2 separate regions of the Homo sapiens genome follow, and region 2 is linked to region 1. A link is a contact called in ENCODE Hi-C or POLR2A ChIA-PET data. All regions are on one chromosome and are shown on one strand. Each heading gives the region's core, a stretch centred on a gene start or an enhancer-like site at or near the end of the contact. The rest is flanking DNA. Distances are from core to core; before and after follow the strand shown.

Evidence for each region. Hi-C counts contacts between places; a loop is a spot of excess contacts on that map. ChIA-PET counts read pairs that join two places held with the same protein, here RNA polymerase II (POLR2A). Pooled maps may share reads with other maps.
Region 2: a loop to region 1 is called in a map of PC-9, with 3 times the contacts of the local background. The contact joins two enhancer-like sites. A Hi-C loop is called at or near these places in 1 of 168 maps with a recorded cell type or tissue (PC-9), 1 of 37 single-sample maps with no recorded cell type and 2 of 50 pooled maps. POLR2A ChIA-PET finds 5 or more read pairs at or near these places in 1 of 52 experiments (activated T-cell).

The regions. Positions count from the first base shown.
Region 1 is chr11:19,273,075-19,280,780 of GRCh38, reverse strand. All of the region lies in intron 2 of CSRP3-AS1 (CSRP3 and E2F8 antisense RNA 1), which reads right to left. It also overlaps the pseudogene PCNAP4. Among named protein-coding and RNA genes, the nearest start is that of E2F8, 36 kb to the right of the region's middle. RefSeq lists an enhancer at 3,065-3,359. Within about 2 kb of position 3,245, at least 3 of the 41 ENCODE cell types and tissues checked have a DNase peak (open chromatin) inside an H3K27ac peak, as active enhancers do; they include PC-9, where a contact is called at or near this core.
Region 2 is chr11:19,438,908-19,446,613 of GRCh38, reverse strand. It overlaps a transcript of NAV2 not described here. Among named protein-coding and RNA genes, the nearest start is that of NAV2-AS5, 64 kb to the left of the region's middle. RefSeq lists enhancers at 4,023-4,112, 3,524-4,723. Within about 2 kb of position 4,258, at least 8 of the 41 ENCODE cell types and tissues checked have a DNase peak (open chromatin) inside an H3K27ac peak, as active enhancers do; they include PC-9, where a contact is called at or near this core.

The DNA.
Region 1 (7,706 bases), core at 1,996-4,495:
GAGAGTTTAAAACCATTTTTTTTCACTTTGAACAGATATAATAAAGAAGGCTGATGGGAAGGTAGGGAAGATTCTCCTCCCCTTCACCTCCACCCCCTTCTCGTTTTCTTTTTAGAGTTGGGAAAGCAGTGCTCAGAACAGGAGAGGTTGTCTTTCTTCCCCACCAGAGGTCTAACTCTGATGCATGGTCTGCTTCTCTCGGGAGCTTTGAAATGTGCCTCAGTGTGTCTAAGTGTGTCTGTATGTAAGAGGTGAGAAAGGAAGAAGAAAGAGAAGAAGAAAGGGAAGAGGACTAAAAAGAGAGACAAAGAGAGAGGAAAGAACTTGAGTGACTGGTTCCTCCAGGCCAGAGGCTCCCAAATGCCCATCTGAGCCCGGACCTGTCTCTTCACTGTGGATCAGTGAAGTTTACCCCAATCCTCAGTGAAATGGGAAAAAAATTAGAACAATGTAGTAACTTTTTCATAGAACCAATATGTACCCAATGTTTTAAAATTCTAGGATCACCCTTCACACAATTGAAGTGTTTAAATGCCCTTTTACGAAATAACAATTGTCGGTAATATCTTTCTCCATCTCCTTACTTGGAAAAATGAAAAGCTGGCAGCTTTTAACCACTTCCCCGCAATATTTTTTGGCATTTTTAGTTTAGAAATGTATTAATACCAAGTCTGTAAAGCTTCAAAGTCCTTAGAATCAGAGAGAACCATTTGGTCTCAAGAGTAAAACCACCCTGAGCCAGATTTCCAAATCTGATTTTTCTGGGCTACTTCCTTGTTCAGTAAATGGGTGAAGTCATTAACCTACATATTAATCCAGCAATTCAAAAATATTAATTGAGCATCTAACGTGTAATAACCACTATTCTTAGCACTGATGATAAAGCAGCTGATGTATTTTAGTAAACCATCATCTATTTTGTTGCAGGAGTGTTAGTTACCCCTATAAATGTAGAGATTTCCTATATGTGACTGCTATAGTTTGGATGTTTGTCCCCCAAACCTCATGTTGAAATTTGATCTCCAGTGTTGGAGGTGGGGCCTAATGGGAGGTGTTGGGTCATGGGGATGGATCCCTCGTGAATGGCTTGGTGCCCCCTTGAGGTAATGAGTTCTCTGTTAGCTCGCAGGAGAACTGATCGTTATAAAAAGCCTGGCACCTCCCTCATCTCCCTTGCTTCCTGTCTCACCACATAACCTCTGCATACACCAATTCCCCTTCCCCTTCTGCAGTGAGTGGAGACAGCCTGAGACCTTCACCAGAAGCCATCAACAGATGCCAGCTCCATGCTTCTTGTACAGCCTGCAGAACTGTCAGCCAAATGAACCTCTTTCCTTTATAAGTCATCCAGGCTCAGGTATACCTGAGTCCATAGCAACACAAATGGACTAAGACAGTGACTGAGGCAACATCTACAGTGCCTGGTTCTTACACGGGATCAACACATATTTGTTACCTAAATGAATAAACATACTACACATGGTTGTTATGAGATAACAGATATGTAGGATCTTTACATATTACAATATTGTTGCCATTTATCCTGTCAAGAAATGGACCTTTCATGCCCAAGTAGGGCCAGCAGAGAAGTCCTAAGTATCAATAGCTTACAAGAAGCCACCTGAACTGGGCCCATATTATCATTTCAGAAACGTTGGCTACTCTATTAGTCCATTTTCATGCTGCTGATAAAAACATACCTGAGATGGGTAATTTTTAAAGAAAAAGAAGTTTAATGGACTCACAGTTCCATGTGGCTGGGGAGGCCTCACAATCCTGGCAGAAGGCAAAAGGTACACCATACATGGCAGCAGGCAAGAGAGAATGAGAGCCAGGTGAAAGGGATTTCCGCTTATAAAATCATCAGATTTTGTGAGACTTATTCACTACCACGAGAACAGTATGGGTGAAACTGCCTCCATGATTCAACTATCTCCCACTGGGTCCCTCCCATGACACATGGGGATTATGGGAGCTACAATTCAAGATGAAATTTGGGTAGGGACACAGCCAAACTATATCAACTACCCAGCTCCCCTAAATGCCCACCAAGGACCCATTGGCTCTTCCCAGCCCTAGCCCCAGCCCCAGATCCCTGTCTTGATCTTTGACCCCTGATGTCCTGATCTCAGCCATTCTCAGTCCCGACCTTTCCCAGTCCCGCCATCCATGTCTGTTCTGGCCAGAGGGATGCTGGTCTACCAGTCCACCATCCAGCTCAACTAGAATCTGCTTCAGACTGGGACACGTTGGTTTTGGCAGAGGCTGGGGGGCTGGGGCTGCATCTTATCCAACATGCCTCCTCTTTTCTAAGGATATAGTGAATCTAATAAAGTACAAGCTCTGCCACTTTGTAGGCACTAGCATCCTAGGCCAGGATTGCTCTTCCTGTGAAAGTAGCACACCTAGAAGCTTCAGAGAGGTAAAAGCTTCAAACCACATTAACTCATTCAAATACGTTTAATTTGAATCTAATATGCCTAATGTACCTAATATATGCGAGTCATTGTGCTAGGCACTGGGCATACAGCAATGAACAAAGCAGGCAAAGATCTCTGGCCTTGTGATGCTTCATTTCCAGTAGATAGATAGAAATGCATATACAATAAAATGCCAAGGAGTGATCAGTGTTATGGAGAAAAACAAGGTAGGCCAAGGGGGCAAGGTGGCAGAGAGGGCCTCTCTGAGGAGGTACATTTGAGGTAGACAGTGGGGGAAAGGCATATCAGGCAGAGAGAACAGCAAGTGCAAAAGCCCTGAGGCCTAAGTATGCTGGAATGTTTTAGAAGTGGCAAAAGGCGGCCAATGAAGTGACATTCCAGGGGCTACAGAGTGGAAGAGAGAAGACAGTGGGCAGCCAGCTCAATGGCACCTTGTGGCCCATGGTGAGAACTCTGGATCCAACACGTTCAATATTTAGGGAACCAATGACAAATTTTCTGATAACTTAAAAGCAAGGAGAGGCTTGAGCCGAAACCTGGCCTGGCCCACATAGTCATGAAAGAAGCAGCTCATCTTCAGAGAATTCGTTCCAGCCCTTTCTTCCTCCTGCGCTCTTCAGCCCCGACCTGACACCCTTTGCCCTCACCCCAGGTCTCTTGTCTCTCCTTTGCACTATTCATTTGGTCACTGACTCATCAGCAAACAATCCTGGAGGTAGGGGATGAGAATCATGTGGTAAGCACCATGTCATGGCCAGGATTGGTTACTGGGATATACACAATCAGAACGCAGCCTGGCTTGAGATCATACTGGACATGGGCTCAGAGGAGCTGATTCTATCCAGCTTTGCCATTTAGCAGGCTTTGTTTTTAAATAGAAACTGCAATAACTGCTCTGCACTCATGCAGTGCTGAGGAGCCAGTGATGAAACTGGAGTGGCAGTGCTTTAGGTAAACTGTATAGTGAGATGCCCATGTCAGCTGCTCATGCCAAAGTGATTATAGTCATTAAGCCCTAAACCTGCCTATAGGACCTCGCCCTTGCAGCTAAGTGCCTTCATAAACACCATCTTTCTTACTTCCCTGGGTCCTGGGCCCCAGAAATGTCACACCTCCATTCCCTCCTTCAAACTCCCCTAACCTCACTGTTGCTCAACTCTAGGAAATACTGATCTTTCAGATCCCAGAGGTCACAGAAAACTTGCACAAGTGTAGGGCGTGGCCTCGTGTATGACACACACCAGCACTATGCTAGCACCTTCTGTAGACACATACCTCAACAGCCTCACCCACAGAAAGAACAACACACACTGCACCAAAAGGGCCCTTGGGCACATGCGTATCCTCTGCTTAGCTGATCAGCTGATCCATGTAATGGGGATGTTTATTCATTCATTCATTCATTCATTCATTCATTCATTCATTCATTCATTTGGTGAGTCATCAAACATTCCTTCAGAGGCTTCCATGGGCCAGCTCTGTGGTAGGTCCTGAGGCTCCGGCCATGACCTCTATTGCCTGGCCCTGGCGTATGGAGGCCTGAGATCTACCTGGGACAGACTCTGGAAGACTGCTTTATGGCCATGGCCATCTCATCAGCAAGTAGGAGCTATGCGAAACTGCATCCATCTGAGGGGTCAGCGATATCAAGGCTGCCTCTGAGGTAATGTCTGCGTCACCTCTGTTGGAGACTATGTTTGCCATTTTGAGTGGCCCATGGGACAAATTGCTTTCTCCATAGAAGGGGCCACCTCTGCAGCCCTGTAGTTGATAGTGAGTCAAGTGAGCAGGGATTTCATTCTGCCTTGCCATGCTATGTCAGTTTATGACTTTGGATACAGCCATTCTGCTCCCTGGGCCCTGGGCCCCCAACTGTCAGAGCAAGAATTGCAGAAGACAAACATTCCTACAAACTTCTCTTGTTCTAGACCCATCCTCATTATGTTTGCCCTATACTCCCCTACCACCTTGATTCACTGCATTTTATTTAACAGTTACCTATGTGATGCTTAGTGTGAGCTGGGACATGTTGTAAGTGCTTACATGAACTAACTCATTAAGTGGGTACTACTGTTATTCCTTAAAGATAAGGAAACTGCAGCACAGTGAAGTACTTACCCACTGTCCCATAACTGGTAAGTGTGGTGCTGGGAGTCTGACCATGCATCCGTCTTCAGAGTTCATTCTCTTAACTACTATGCTATGCTGCTTCCCTTAACAATTTTCTTTAAACAGATTCACTTTTTTAACATTATTTTTAAAAAACCATTATGACCACTGATTGAAAACCTATATGACTTGCCATAAATAGAAGAGACATTAAAATGCATGACTATTACATTTAAAACCCAATAGTCCTCCAAGTGACTCCTAAGATCATCTCTCAGATGACTGGGGACACTTGCGGACACCTGGGGAGGAAGCACTAATGGCTTTTCTGACACTTTAGGTACCTGCAGGCCTCCCAGGAAGAAGCTCGGGGGCAGACAGCCTTTATGCCTCTGTGGCCCTCCTCTCCTGCCTACAATAGTGCCACTCAGCAATACACAAGGTAAAGGCTTCAAGGAACTTGGCTACCACCAGTCTGGGGCTTCAATGACTCACTGCCAATCCCTGGGCATGATGCATCCACTCAGGGGCTGGTGACAGCCTAGCCAGAGGCTTCCTTTGCTCTCTGCTTTCTGGAGCGACAGCCCACTGGAGGCATGTCCAATCCCTGCCAGAGTAACGGACAAGTCTCCACTGTCTCCAGTGATGCCAGCAGAAACTGCAAGGGCGGGAGGTGGAGTGGGTGTGGATCCCAGCATGGCTCCTGGGTTTCTGCCAGGAAGGTATTCTGAGGATAGCAATCTGTGAATTCCACCACTCGTGCTCCTGAACACGCACCAGCTCTTCATTAAAAAAACAAGTCTTGATTAAACAGTTGCAGGCATAGTGGATTTGTCATCATCTTTTGAGGTCTCAGCCTCTTCCCACGGCGTTTGCCCACTTGCTCTGAGCTTCATAAAGCCAAAACTGCCTAGACCTTCTTCCTTCGCACCTTCCTGTAGCCATGTCATTGTGACTCCACCATGTTCGAGGTACACCTGGTCCAGGGCTCCATCCTGAAGAATGTGTTGGAGGCCCTTGAGGACCTCATTAGTGAGGCCTGCCGGGACATTAGCTCAAGCAGCTGAATGTGCACAGCATAGACTCGTTCTGCATCTCCTCGTGGCAGCTCACCCACTGCTCCAAGGGCTTCAACACGTGCTGCTGCGACTACAACCTGGCCATAGGCATGAACCTATCCAGTATGTTCAAAATACTAAACTGTGCTGGCAATGAAGATGTCATGATGTTAGGAGCTGAAGATAATGCAGACAACTTAGCACTAGTATTTGAAGCACTAAATCAGGAGAAAGTTTCGGATTATAAAATGAAGCTAATGGATTTGGATGTTGAACAACTTGGAATTCCAAAACAAGAGTACAGCTGTGTAGTAAAGATGCCTGCTGGTGAATTTGCATGCATATGCTGAGATCTCAATCATATTGGAGATGTTGTTGTAATTTCCTGTGCGAAAGATGGAGTGAAATTTTCTGCAACTGGAGAACTTGCAAATGGAAACATTAAATTGTCACAAATAAGTAATGTTGATAAAGAGAAGGAAGCTGTTGCCATAGAGATGAATGAACTAGTTCAGCTAACTTTTGCACTGATGTACCTGAACTTCTTCACAAAAGCCACTCCACGCTCTTCTACAGTGACACTCGGTATGTCTGTAGACGTACCACTTGTAGAGTATAACATTGCTAATATGGGACTTTTTTTTTTTTTTTTTTTTTGAAACAGAGTCTCGCTCTGTCCCCAGGCTGGCGTGCTTTGGCGCGATCTCGGCTCACTGCAACCTCTGCCTCCCAGGTTCAAGCGATTTTCCTGCCTCAGCCTCCTGAGGAGCTGGGACTACAGGCATGTGCCACCATGCCTGACTAATTTTGTATTTTTAGTAAAGACAGGGTTTCACCATGTTGGTCAGGCTGGTCTTGAACTCCTGACCTCAGGTGATCCATCCTCCTTGACCTCCCAAAGTGTTCGGATTACAGGCATAAGCCACCATGCCCGCGCCATATGGGACATTTAAAGTAAATATTACCTGCCTCCCAATATTGAAAATGAAGAAGGATCTTAGGCATTCTTAAAATTCAAGAAAATAAAACTAAGCTCTTTCAGAACTGCTTCTGGGATGCCAGTATATAATAAAGTCTTTTCTGTCACCAAATTTATGCTTCTGAGTACATATGTAAGTATAATTTTCTGTATATAACCTATTTTTCTCTATTCTCTATAATTTATTTTTTATTATTATACTTTAAGTTCTGGGATACTTGTGCAGAACATGCAGGTTTGTTACATAGGTATACATAAGCCATGGTGGTTTGCTGCACCCATCAACCCATCATCTAGATTTTAAACCACACAAGCATTAGGTATTTGTCCTAATGTTCTTCCTCTGCTTCCCCCAACCCCCCAACAGGCCCCAGTGTGTGATGTTCCCCTCCCTGTGTCCATGTGTTCTCATTGTTCAACTCCCACTTATGAGTGAGAACATGCGGTGTTTGCTTTTCTGTTCCTGTGTTAGTTTGCTTAGGATAAAGGTTTCCAGCTTCATCCATGTCCCTGCAAAGGACAAGAACTCATCCTTTTTATGGCTGCATAGTATTTCATGGTGTATATGTGCCACATTTTCTTTATCCAGTCTATCACTGATGGGCATTTGGGTTGGTTCTGTCTTTGCTATTGTGAACAGTGCTGCAATAAACATATGTGTGCGTGTGTCTTTATAGTAGAATGATTTATAATCCTTTGGTTATACACCCAGTAATGGGACTGCTGAGTCAAATGGTATTTCTGGTTCTAGATACTTGAGGAATTGCCACATTGTCTTCCACACCGGATGAACTAATGTACACTCCCACCAACAGTGTAAATGCATTCCTATTTCTCCACATCCTCTCCAGCATCTGTTGTTTCCTGACTTTTTAACGATTGCCATTCTAACTGGCGTGAGACGGTATCTCATTGTGGTTTTGATTTGCATTTCTCTAATGACCAGAGATGATGAGCATTTTTTCATATGTTTTTTGGCCACATAAATGTCTTCTTTTGAGAATTGTCTGTTCATATCCTTCACCCACTTGTTGATGGGGTTGTTTTTTCTTGTAAATTTGTTTGAGTTCTTTGTAGATTCTGGATATTAGCCCTTTGTCAGATGAGTAGATTGCAAAA
Region 2 (7,706 bases), core at 3,009-5,508, 160 kb before region 1:
CCCTAAAGCAATTGCTAACCCCCTGCTATCACCTGGCAGGCTAGAAGGAGCTCATTAAGAGGCAGAAAACTCCCCAACATGTCCAAAAACTCCATTCTCTGGAGAGCTGCCCACTGAGGCAGATAAACCTTGAGTTGTGTCAACTTTCATTTAAACCCAAACAACCTCTGGCCTTGTTCTCTGTGTCGGCTGAGCCTTGGTTAATGTCACAGAACATATACTAAAAGGAACTGGGAGGGAAGGAAGAAAGGATGCAAAATTTGTATTTAAATTGCTCCTCCCCAATCCTTAAAAACATGGAGGCATCTAGGAACCCATAGCTATGATTCTCTGGTGGTGGGAGGGAGGGGTTTTCTAGCCAAGAGAACTAAGATCCCTGATCCTGTGCTTCAAACGAGGCTACTTGGTTCCACTTTCATTACCTTAGTCTGGGAAAGTGAGGATAGGTGAATGTAGAGCTAGATAATCAAATCGTTGTTTTTCTTGTGTTGTTTCCTGAAGAAATTCTATAGATGAGACTGAGCAAACTAAGATCTGGAAAAAGTCTTGAAGATGCACAGCATGGTAAAGCAAAATGACTTGGGCTTTGCACCACAAAGACATTGTTGACACAAGGACATATGACAGGATGACATAGCTAAGAAGTTGAGTCTACAACAGAGAATGGGCAAGTGACTTAATCTCGCTTTCTGCCTCAGTATTTCTCACCTGTACTATGGGGATAATAACATCACCTACCTTGTAAACTATTGGAAAGATTAAATGATATGGTTGCTCTGTTTAGAGCCTAATATGGTACCTGGCACATGTAACTTCCCTCCATCTCCCTTTCTCTCTTATTTAAAAAAAAAAAAAAAAAAAATCAGAGGCCCAGAGACAATAAAGAGGGCTGCCAAAAGCCACAGAGCTAGATCCAGCTAGTGGAAATGGGCAAGTATCAGTCTCCTAACACTTTCTGCTTTTTCCTAGCTACATCTTGACATTCTGCTGAATTACCCTTGGCAAATGGATGTGGCTCGAGAGACCAGAGTCCCTACCCAGTTAAAATTCAAATCTTAGCTCCAAAATTTACTATGTGAATATGGCATAATTCCATCAAGTACCTTGTATCAGCTTCCTTATCTATAAAGTGGGGATCATAGCAACTTCATAAGGTTTGTGATGAGGATTAAACAAGTTAACATGAATAAAGTGCCTAGTCCCATGCCTGGTGCCTCCCAGGAGTTCAGAGTCCCCTCCCTCAGCTCCTTCTTCACTGTATCTCCCACAGTGTCCAGCACAGTGCTCTACCTGCAGGATGTATTCTGATCTTTGTTGGCCAGTAGGACTAAAAAAAAACCACCTGCCAGAAAAATGTAGCCTTCTGGTCACCAAATTCAAAGGGGGCCCTGTCTATCTTCAGGACCACATTCCTTATTTCCTCTTCCCGTGTTTGACTGTCTGTTTTGCACCTGTGCACCATGTTCTCAATCTTCTGCATGCCTCTCTTCAACCCCAGGACCAGACCACAGTCCACCTCCCATTCACCCAGTGCCTGATTCTCCATTGATAAATAATGATGGTGGTGATGATGAAGATGGAGATGATGATGGCAGTGATAGCAGAGATGGTGGTTGTGGTAGTTAACTTTTATTGAACTTTTACTCTGGGCCAGACATTTTCCTATTCTTCATATAGATTTCTTTCTCCAAGTCCCATAATATCCATATGCCTATTTATAAAAAAGTTTAAGTAATTCACAGGGCTAAGTGATGGAGTTGGAATTCACATCTAGGCATTCTAACTCCAGAGTCTACACAGTTAACCACTAGAAAAGCCTGAAAACGACCTCTCAGGGGAGATCTTATTCTATATTTTATAATAATTAGTAATAATATAATAATTAGTAATAATAATAATAAAGGAACAACAGCAATAACAATGTAATTATTAAGGTAGTATTAGCTGCTTTAACAGGTAAGATCCAAACTCTTGGTGGTTCAACACAAAGGGAACTCATTCCTTGTTCATACAGAGTTCAATGATAGAGTGAGGGGAGGAGCAGGTGGGCAGTGGGGGGCCGGTTCTACAGCCATTCAGGGATCCAGGCTGATGGTTGCTGCACCATCTTCAGCACATGGTTAAACCACAGCAAGAACATTTTATGAGCCCATCTGGAAGAGGCATTACATCACTTCTATCCACGCTGTATTTGCCAGAACTTAGCCACATGACTTTCCCTAGATGCAAGAAAGGTTGAGGAATGGAGTTCCTGGCTGGGCAGGGCTTCTGAGCAATAACTCTTCACTGTGGAGGGGGAGCCCAAATCTTTGGAGACAGCTAGCCATTTCTACCACAAACAACAATAGCAGCAACCATAAAGATAATAATAAGGGCCAGGCACAGTGGCTCATGCCTGTAATCCCAGCACTTTGGGAAGCCCAGGCAGGCGGATCACAAGGTCAAGAGATGGAGACCATCCTGCCCAAGATGGTGAAACCTCGTCTCTACTAAAAATACAAAAATTAGCCAGTCGTGGTGTCATGGTGGCTGGTGCCTATAGTCCCAGCTACTCAGAAGGCTGAGGCAGGAGAATCACTTGAACCTGGGAAGCAGAGGTTGCAGTGAGCCGAGATTGCGCCACTGCACTCCACTCCAGCTTGGCAACAGAACAAGACTCCGTCTCAAAAAAATAATAATAACGATAATAATAATAATAAGAGGAGTTGTCCCTTATTGAACACTCACTACGCATCTATACTAGGCTCTGTGCTAAGTACTTGATACAATTATATCTACTTTTCTGAACTCTAAAACATAGATGTTATTATGCCTATTTTACAGAGAAGAAAACTGACATTTTAGAAGATGTGAAGAATTTGCTCAATCTCACACACCTATCAAGGGGCAGATCCAAATTCCAAGCCAGATGTCTTAGTCTGGGTCTTGTAGAAAGCAGAGCTTGAGCAGTGTAAACACTCTTTGGGAAGTGCAAGCCCAGGACAGTGAGAAAGAGGAGAGAAGAAAACCCATGTGAAGAAAGGAGCAAAAGGATGCAAAGAGATGCCTTAGTGTGCTGGCCACTGCTTTACCACAAGCTGCTGGCAGATGCAGCAGGTCACCTGACAGGTGTCCTTGCTCAGCATGTGGGACTTTCTGCAAAAGATTTGCAAGGACAAACTGTATCTCAGAGTGGTCCATGGCAGGGAGAGAGAGTGGGGATGCACTGCCCATCTCTTTCAAGTTTCTTCCTTCTCATTGGTCCAACTCCATGGAGAGCTGACTGTATACTTCTCCGTCATTGCAGACCATTGGTGGCCACTGAGAAGGTCAGAAACCATATCCTGCAGTGTAGCATTTCATCCAAGTGTCGCAGTGGAGGAGCAACTCAGCAAGGATAAGGCCTGGCATAGAGGGCATGAAGGCCATGCTGTCCCAGGGCTTCAGCTCAGAGATTCTAGCAAGGATGCTGCCATAGGTGGCAGCAGGACAAGGTAACTGTGACTTCAGGAAGAAGGAAGTGGTATGAGGAATATGATGCCCAAGATTCATGTCTCATTCCCAAAGCTCAAGCTCTTTTTACTACGTTACCTGGCCTCCCTCTCCAGTTAGATCTAAATGTGGGTGTTTCAGACACCTTGATGGGTAGGTAGGGGGACCTCTTTGGGCGGGACTGCATCTCAGATCTTATCCTAAAAGGGACCACATTTCTCCCGATGGTGGAAGGGGCAGCTGAAATTAAAACACCAAAAACACAGGACAATCCACTTCTAAGCTGCTTTAGTCAAGGGAAACAAGCACATTCTTGAAGCTACTGGAAGAGAGAGAATGATACTTTTTATATAGCCTATTGTCACACTTGCTGTAAAGGTTGGGACTCTAGGGCCAAGGCAGCCACAGGGGGACTTGTTTAAGTTTACACAGCCAGTTGGTGGCAGGGTGGAACCAGAGCCCTGGGCCCTTGCTATGATGCCACCATCTCCCAACATCACTGCAGGCTTCTGCAGGCCACCTGAGCCCTGCCCTCTGATCCTGGCCAGCTCTCCCACACCTGGGCTCTCCCAGCAACAGCAGAGAAAGGTCAACTTCTCACATTTGAGAAATGCACCTCCTTTCTAGCCATATCCACCACCAGCGCATGAGTCACCTCTCTGGGGAAAGCCCTCCTCTGTGTTGAGTCATTTCACCTTTGGTTTTGAGTGATTCCAAACCCACAGACGTAATTATCCTTATGTATCAGCCAGCCTTATCACAAGAACTCAGCAACTTGCCTGTGCCGCCAGCAAAAACCAGATAGGAGCGGGAACTGTTTGAAAGCCTCAGGCAATGAGCAGGGGAAATAGGAATGGAGGCCCAGCCTCTTGCCAGGCCAGCCCCCTTTCCTCAACCATTAGGATTTCTGAGAGGGCCTCTGGGATGATGGGGAGGAGGGAGAGTGCAGGTGTGAGTGCACACAGTCTCCCCTCCCCAGGGCCCTCACATTCGGAGCTCCACTCCACTTCCGCCACAGCAGTCCCTGTTTCTAAAACTGGAGATTGCTAGACCAGGAAATGGCAGGCCTGAGCCAGTGGTTCCCAAGCAGCCCTGCCCCGCCTGCCAAGCCATTAGGAGGAGGATTGAGATGATGGGGGAACAGAGCAGGCACAATTAAACCACACGTTGCTATCTTGCAAATGGCATGAGCAATGTGATTTAACAGCTCATTATTAATGGGAAAAATAGATAAGGACCAGGTTCGGTGTCCAGAGGAGAGCTCCCAGACCAAATTGAATACGTGCTAATGCTTGCTTTCAAGCCAGCGGCTGACAGAAGGGTGGATTCCACTCCTGCCCAACTTAGCACCCCCAGCCCCTGGCTCCCTGCTGAAGCCAAGGGAGAAAATGGGCTCCGATAAATTGTCTGCTGCAACCAACATCCTCTCTTTGAGAATAACAACCACAAGAGAAGCACCACATCTGTTGTTTCACAAAATTGGTTAAAAAATAAATAAGAAGTAGCAGCCCACTTACAAGTGCCCACCATAAGACAGAATGAAGGAGTGGGTTGTTTCTAAAAGATTAGGAAGAAATGACGTGCAATGACTTCAGTCTTCTCTGAATCAGATCTCAGTTTCATGCTCTTACTGCTATCTGTACACAGGGCATTGTCAGCCTGTTGAAGGGTGTGTGTGTGTGTGTGTGTGTGTGCGTGTGTGTGTGTGTGTGTCCCAGTGTCCTTTCTTGTACCTCTCCGATCTGTTCTCCTCACAGCAGCCAATGTGATTTGATCACATATCTCTCATGTTTAAAACATTTCAATATCTCACTAGGACTCTTAAGTCAAAAACCAAAATCTCCAACATGGCTGAGAGACCTTGTAGGGGAATCTCCTCCAGGCTCTAGACCCATCCATCTCCAGCCATTCTCCTAGATGATCCCCAGGGTCCAGCCACACTGGCCTTTTGTCCTGCCAAGGCCTTTGCATCGTATTCCTCCCCCGGCATGAGACATTCTTCCCACCTCCTTTTGCCCCTTCTAAACCTAGTTAAACATCAATATCTCAATAAAGGCTTCCTGGGCTTTCTCCTTTATGTGCCCTTCCATCATCCTGTACATCTTCTTTGTATCATGTGCCACAGTTTTAATTACACAATTATTTGTATGGTTAGTTATTTAATGCCTGTTTTCCTCATTACACTGCAAACAATGACAGCAAGGTCAAACTGCATTTTTTCTGTACTGGTTTCTAGACGCTGTGGAAGATTGGCCTACTTAGCGATGGGGCAGAGGTGTTTCAAGATGTTTATCCTGCACAAAGAAAATAATGGGAATAGTTGTTGAGGGAGGGTGAAGGTTAAACCAAGCCTCCATTCATTCATTGAGTTAGTCAATCACCTAGAGTTCACTGAATGCCTAGTCGATGCCAGGAGGTGTGTAGACTGGGCAGTCAGGTTCAACAGTTAACAAGACAGCCATGGCTTGGTATTCTGTGCCCATCTCTCACCCCCTTACCATACTTGACTGCACTTAACCTAACACAGTCAGTACTTTCAGCATCCTCAGTACCAAATAAATGTTCAATGCAAGAATGAATGACTAGAGTTATATAAGACTCCCATGAGACAATCAGCCAGGAGCATAACCTAGCCCCTCTCCTTACCCCGTTCTCAACTTCCCAGACCCACCCTCTATTCCAACCATACCGACCCCAGCAGCTTGGACAATACTAGTTACACCCTTGTACAGGTTACAACCTTTCCCTTTGCCTAACTCCAACTCATCCTGAAGCACTTGGTTTAACCATCACTTCCTTCAGGATGCCTTCCCTGTCCTGACCATCACCACCACCACCACCCTCACTAGACCCAAGACTGACAACTTAAGACTGAGTTGGGATTCTTGCCATGGCTTCCCATAGCACCCACTATCTCCCCTGCTAATTGTCTGTCCTCCCCACTAGACAGTAGCTTCATGCAGACAGCAACCACGTCCATCTGGTATACCAGCCATTTGCCTGACACATAGTAGGCCCTGAAAGATTATTTTTTACGTGTGTGATCGACTAAACATTTGAGTGGCAATTGAACATAAAGAAAGAATGCTTCTATTATCTAGCTTTTAATTATATAACTTCAAATACATGGGCGTTTTGCTGAAGGTCTGGTCAAAAGGGTAAGTTACTTTTAAAAATTGTACTTGTAATTAATTTTTTTAAACCAATTTGTATGTTACTCTCAATATCCCACATTATCCTTGGCTATACCTGCAGCCCTGGGTAATGAGGACTGATGTTCAGAATGAATGGAAGATTAAATCACGCTCAGCGCATGTAAGAAAAATGAATTCTGACATGTTCTAAGGATTTTTAACAAGGGTTGAAACAAAAGAGGATTTCTAATTAACCCTCAGTTACCTAGGAAATTGCATCAGTCACAGTGTTCATTCATAAAAATGTATTTCTTGATCATGTCATGTATGAATGATTAAGGAGCCAAATATGTGAATGAGCACATTGGGACATAGAAAATAAACACAGGTATCATGTTGGGCCTATTACATAGGTTATCCCATCCACAGCTCGCAACCTCTCTGTGAGGTCAATATTATCACTGCCACTTTTTTTTAACTTTTAAATTCAGGGGTACATGTGCAGGTTTGTTACATAAGTAAAATGAATGACTCTTCCTATATCCTTTTTCTAAGGACCGGTGTGATTATGTGGTGCCCATCTGGATGATCCAGGGTAATCTCATTTCAGGAGGTTTGTTGTACAAAATTTCATCACCCAGGTATTAAGCCTAGTACCTATTAGTTATTTTTTTCTGATCCTCTCTCTCCTCCTACCCTCCACCCTCTTATAGACCCCAGTGTGTATCACTGCCACTTAGCTGGTATGATATTGTGATACAATAAGAAATATATATTTGGTCTTTGTCTTGGGTTCCTGGCAGAGAGTTTCTAAAACGCTTGGAACTTCCCGAGCCATAGGAGTGAAAGGAGCATCTTTTGCTATTCATACAAGCCCCTTCCAACCACACCTGAGTTTATGATAATGAGGTGACCCTTTGTGGGCCCCTAGAAAACTTCAAGATGGGGGCTGGCTGCCAGAGGAACCAACCATGCAATTAGAGGATTGGAGCAATCAGCCCTCTCCACTCCCCAATTCCAGGGAGGAGGGAGGGGCTGGCGATTGAGCTAATCACTAATGGCCAATGATTTAATCAATTATGCCACTTAATGAAACCTCTA